2 separate regions of the Homo sapiens genome follow, and region 2 is linked to region 1. A link is a loop called in an ENCODE intact Hi-C map of the cell type or tissue named here. Cell type or tissue: heart right ventricle. All regions are shown on one strand. Each heading gives the region's core, and the rest is flanking DNA. Links, peaks and the distances in the headings are about the cores only. Region 1 overlaps SYN3 (synapsin III). Region 2 has its middle 46 kb from the start of LARGE1-AS2.

Evidence for each region. Hi-C counts contacts between places; a loop is a spot of excess contacts. Peaks named below come from ENCODE experiments on the same cell type or tissue, not always from the same donor. Only the 100,000 strongest peaks of a DNase experiment are listed, where the experiment ranks them.
Region 2: a loop joins it to region 1, with 11 times the contacts of the local background. A loop is called at or near these places in 5 of 110 quality-filtered maps.

Annotation. Positions count from the first base shown.
Region 1 is chr22:32,658,689-32,661,601 of GRCh38, reverse strand. All of the region lies in intron 6 of SYN3 (synapsin III), which reads left to right. LOC105373002 (a long non-coding RNA gene) reads right to left here. Exons shown (of 4, transcript XR_938176.4): 4 at 1-878. Among named protein-coding and RNA genes, the nearest start is that of SYN3-AS1, 85 kb to the right of the region's middle. RefSeq lists an enhancer at 1-674. In heart right ventricle, for the core only: a CTCF peak has its summit at 1,179 (motif pointing left); DNase peaks (open chromatin) are centred at 151, 790 and 1,191; H3K27ac peaks cover 680 bases.
Region 2 is chr22:33,208,653-33,211,565 of GRCh38, reverse strand. It overlaps a transcript of LARGE1 not described here. Among named protein-coding and RNA genes, the nearest start is that of LARGE1-AS2, 46 kb to the right of the region's middle. In heart right ventricle, for the core only: a CTCF peak has its summit at 1,249 (motif pointing right); no DNase peak of the experiment used is centred there; H3K27me3 peaks cover 294 bases.

The DNA of each region.
Region 1 (2,913 bases), core at 100-2,599:
AATGATGAAAACCACATGTTTCTGGGCAGCCCTGCTGTTGCACAATGCCGCCAAGGGGAGGGCAAAAAAGAAAGAAAGAAAGAAAAAAAAGAAAGTAAGTAAGAAAGGAAAGAAAAGAGCTTTGGAATTCTCGGCTTCTACAGACAATTCCCCCATTGATGTGCTGTGAGTCACGGCGGGCCGCCAGGCCATCATGGTTTCTGAATCACTTCCTTCAAGAGGGGCTCTCCACTTGTTCCCGGGCTGACTTTGGCCAGGGCTGGAATGCAAGGAGATTGGACCCTTTGGAGTGGTTCTGACTGCCTTCCTCTTTGCTGGAGCCCCAGAGGGGAAGGTGGAGGTGCTAGGCAGCAGGGCGTAGGGGTCTGAATGGAATTGAAGACAGCAGAGAAGCAGGTTGGACCTGCTTGTCCCAATTGGTGGACCCAACTCATGCCCCTCTCTCTCCCTCTGTTAGAGAAGAAAATGATGTAAAAATCCCAGATTAAAGGCCAAAGTTTTCTCTGGTGGGCACTAGACTCAGCCAGATCCGGAATTTCTATCCTCTCCACCTTGACATCCTGGCTGATGTGGACAAGGTTGACACCTTTTGAGCAGAGATAGGTTAAAGTTGATCCCAGCCATGTCTCCAATGGCTCACATTAGGGAACCTTGAACGGCACTCTCAGTCTCCCATCTTGCAATTTCCATCTTTGAGGTCAAGGATGTTAATGGCCCAAGAAGCCCTCGCCTGGGTGGTGGTCCTTAGGTGAGAGTCTGTTTTAAGTTCTTGCTTAAAATAAGCTTCACTTTTTTTCGGCCAAGACCCTTAATCCTTGCTCTGGGCCAGACTCTGCGTAGGCACCATGGATCCCAAGAGGAAATAGACATGGCGCCAACTGGACAAAAGAGAATGACAGGTAAATAAGTAATGATGCAAATTTATCACCAAATGCAGACTTGGGGACAAGGGGAGCTCCAGAAGGCAGCCAGAAATGTTTGTTGGATGGAGCATTTAGCGCCATTTTCCTTTGCCCGACCACCATTCCTTCCCCGCCAGCCCCTTAACCCCAGAACTTTCCAGAAGATCAGTATGAATGGGCCCTGGATTAGAGAGGAAGTGGTCTCTTCCCTCCACCAACACAGGGTGCTGTTTCTCAATGACCCCAGCTGTTAGGGAATATGCTAGAATGCCGCCATCTGGTGGGCACACGGAGCCGTGTCCATTTCGCAACTTTGCTGCACCTGGGGCAAGTGTCAGAGACGCACTGACCTGGAAGCCATGCCCCAAAGAAACCAGGTTTGGCACGGCTACTTATTTGACTGAAGTTACAGGTGATGAGCAAAAGGAGCGCCTTTTAAGGAGTCCTCCTGACCACATTCAGCTGGCTGTCTCCCTTTAAGGAGGTGAACTTGGAGGAAAAGCTAGTTTAGAGCAGGCACCATATCTTCATCTTCTCTATGCCTCTCATAGCCTCTAGCAGCAGATCCAGGAGGTAATGGGTGCTCAATGCATGGATGTTCAATGGGATCAGTTACTGAATATGATCAGTGAGAATGATAGCAAGGGTTCTTTCTATCTTGCACCACCATATCCCTAGCACCATGCCTGACTCTACAAATATACATTGAACCATTGAATAAAATTAGACTCTCGGAAGTAAAGATTCTGGAAACAGCAAACATGATTTGCTGGAGGACAGTTTAGGTATTGCCTGTATTGTCTAGTACAGCCTCCTTCCTCTCAGATGCATCCCAGGGAGACACAGTGACTTCACCAAAGTCACACAGCCACTCTTTAGAACTGGGACTGGTGGGCGGGCCAACTTGCCACCTGGTTGCCTGGCAGAATCCAGGTTGCCTGCCCATGTATATATGAGAAACAAGACAGGCAGCAAAAAAAGTATGGAGGAGGCATTTGTCCAGGGTCACACCCAGTGGAAGAGCTTCCCACTAAGAATATCTGAAACACCTTTTCAAGGACTCTAATACTATCCTGTGCTCCTAGGGTGAAAAGGAACACCACCTAGTGCATTAAATAAAGAGGTAAAGAATGTCTAGCAATCCAAGGAAAACAGAGCCAAATGCAGTTACTGGGTGCACAGAATGTGATGTGGGAGGTACCAGTCATGTCACAGGTCCAGGTGGAGCTCTTGTCTCCCAGGAAGAGTTTGTGAAATAGTATAACCCATGTTCTGAAGTTGAGCTCCAGAGTGGGTGATGGTTACCCAGATGGAAGAAGCAATCTGGCTTACATGTAACAATAAAGGATCTGGCTGTCTCCCCAGCACACTCTTCGTGGCTTCATTCTCTCTCTCAATTTTCCCTCTTTCCTGTGCCACATGGACCTTTCTAACACTCTTCTGCTTAGACCATCAATGGCTCCCTATTGCTTCTTAGATAAAATCTAAATATCTTCCCTTATCATCACCCCACTCCAACTCTTTAGCTACATACTTCATCCCTTCCTGCTTAGCCCTTACTCACCTTGGTTACACTGTTAGGACGCCTGTCCCTCAAGTAGGTTCCAGTCCTGGCTTCACCACTTGCTCTCATTGTGACCTTAAGGAAATCACTTAATTCCCTGTGCCTTCATTTCCTCATCTATAAAATGGAGTTCATGCTAGCATCTACCAGACTGGGCTGTCGTGAGAATGGATTTGAGTTCAGTATGTGAAGTCCGAATAGCGCCTGTCATGTGGTATGCTCGCAATGTATGTTAGCAATCATTCCTGTTATTATCGCTACATATAACATGCTTCCTCACGCCCCCATCCTTTCACACATGTTCACTGTGCCTGAAATGTCCTTTCTCTGCCTTCTCCCTCAGATGGACAACAGCTCATTCTTCAAGCTCCAGCTCAACGTCCCTTTTTTAGCAGTAGGGGAAGTTAAGTGCACCCTCATCTTTGTACACATCCCGACCCCATGTTC
Region 2 (2,913 bases), core at 91-2,590, 550 kb before region 1:
TCCTGACCTCAGGTGATCCATCGCCTCGGCCTCCCAAAGTGCTGGGATTACAGGTTTGAGCCACCACGCCCAGCCTCACAGCACTTTTAATTCCCTTGAAGAACCTTTCCTTTGTGTTCACAGCTAGGCTGTTTGGGACAAGAGGCCTAGCTTTTGGCCTATCTCCACTTTCAACATGTCTTCCTCACTAAGTGTAATCATTTCTAGCTTTTGATTTAAAGTGAGAGGTGTGTGTCTTCCTTTCACTGGAACACTTAGAGCCTTTTAAGTGTAACACTTGTAGCATTATGAATTGTCCTTATTTCAATACTATTGTGTCTCAGGAGGCCCGATGAGGAGGAGAGAGATGAGGGAATGACCAGTCAGAACATTTATAGATTAAGTTCTCTGTCTTACATGGTTCATGGAGCCCCGAAACAATTACAAATCACAAATCGCAGATCACTGTAACAGATATAATAATAATGAAAAAGTTTGAAATACTTGAGAATTACCAAAATGTGACACAGAGACACAAAGTGAGCACGTGCTGTTGGAAAAATAGCACCGATAGACTTGCTCAATGCAGGGTTGCCACAAACCTTCGATTTATAAATAACACAACTATCTTCAAAGTTCAATAAAGCAAAGTGCGGGAAAACGAGGTCTGCCTGTACCTTGTTACGGCAGCCAGAGCCAATGAATGCAAGGCCCCGGGGCAATGACTCACCCACATTTTGGGGGAGCCGCAGAGGCATCCGTGGTGTGAGGCCCAGAGCATAGGGGCAGCCTGGGAACAGGGGAGAGCCAGAGAGGGAAGAGAGGTCCACCATTCACCTGCAGCCCAAGGAACCAGGCCAGGTGAGCCCGTGTGCGTGTGAGCGCCCAGTGCTTCTCTATGGCAACAGGGGTGGAAGCTTGCATGGCATGGTGGGTCAGGCTTGAGGCTAGGTGCCATCAGGCCACGTCTGCCGGTGACTTAAGGGCAGGGAACAGCCACCATAGCAGCGGGCCTGGTGGCGGGGTAGGCAAAACAGCATGAAGGCTAAGACTGAGTTCAAGGAGGACCTCCCTCTGAGGCCTCCAAGAATGAGGTTCAGCCCTGTAGGGCTCCTAGAGCATCGTCAGTTGCAGAGGACAGGAGACCATGGCTGAGCCAATCCCAGGCGGCACACAGACCAGGTTCCGCCGGTGTCGTTCTCTTGCCATTTTTCAGAGAATGGGACCATTAAGACGCTAACTTCATTTTTTAAACCACTAGATGTCACCCTTGTGCCACCCCCGTCTATCTGCCAGACCATGCTCTGTGGAGGGCAAAGAGGACAAGGATACACGCCCCAAAGGCCTGTGGAGGCCGGGAGGGCGGCTGGTAGGGACCCCTGGGTCAAGGACCAAGGTTGAGAAGGAGCTAATGGAAAGCGACAGCCTCCTGGATCTGGAGAACACGGCTCTGGATGACTTTCCAATAGTGTTTCTCAACTTTGGCTGCATACCAGGAAAGCTTTAAAAAAACTGATGCCTGGGTCCCACCCTCAAGAACTTCTGTGTGAATTAGTAGAGGATTGGGGTGGGTACTGAGAGTTTTGAAAAATCCCCCAGTAGTTTTAATGTAGAGCCAAGATTAAGATTAAGAACCACAGCCGGGCGTGGTGGCTCATGCCTGTAATACCATTGCTTTGGGAAGCTGAAGTGGGAGGATCCCTTGAGGCCAGGAGTTCGAGACCAGCCCGGAAAAAATAGCCAGACCCCATCTCTACAGAAAAATAAAAATACAATTAGCTGGCCTGGTGGTGCACGCCTGTAGTCCCAGCTCCTCAGGAAGCTGAGGTGGGAGGATCACTTGAGCCCAGGAGGTCGAGGCTGCAGTGAGCTGTGATTACACCATGGCACTCCAGCCTGAGAGACAGAGTGAGACCCTGTCTCTATTATTTAAAAGAAACGATTGAGAACTGCTACTGTAGGCTGTGATTATGAATCCAGATATTGTACATAGAGCAAATATTTATCAATTGAATTGCAGTTGAAATGTACTCTAGAAGTTTGTTTTTATGAGCAAAACTGAATAAAGGAAAGTCAATGGATTTTTTGGAGCAGGGGTCAGAGTGTGGAAATTGAACCCACCACATCATATTTTCCTGTGACTGAATTTAATTTGAAAGGTATCTAACAAACATACATTTTATGTGGCACCCTGTGTGAGTCTCATAATATACTATCACTGTGAAGAGCTCTAATGTTGGAGGAAAATTACCATAGATCGCATCTGCTACCTCCTACCTTTGCATTTGTTAGTTCTGGAGGGTGAAGGTGGTGGAAAAGAGCTATAGAAAGAAAGTTAAGCAATGAAAGCTGTAAAGGGCTTAATACATAGTTGTTAAAATGTGACTTGTTTCGTTCACAGCACTTTTGTGATGTTTTGTCAACCACTGTGGAAGACAGTGTGGTGATTCCTCAAGGATTTAGAACCAGAAATGCCATTTGACCCAGCAATCCCATTACTGGGTATACACCCAAGTGATTATAAATCATTCTATTATAAAAACACATGCACCTGTATATTTATTGCAGCACTATTCACAATAGCAAAGACTTTGAACCAACCCAAATGCCCATCAATGATAGACTGGATAAAGAAAGTGTGGCACATATACACCATGGAACACTATGCAGCCATAAAAAAGAATCAGTTCATGTCTTTTGCAGGGACATGGATGAAGCTAGAAGCTATCATTCTCAGCGAACTATCACAAGAACAGAAAACCAAACACCACATTTTCTCACTCATAAGTGGGAGTTTAACAAGGAGAACACATGGACACAGGGAGGAGAACATCACATACCATGGCCTGTCTGGTGGTGGGGGTTAGGGCAGGGATAGCGTTAGGAGAAATACCTAATGTAGATGACAGGTTGATGGGTGCAGCAAACCACCAT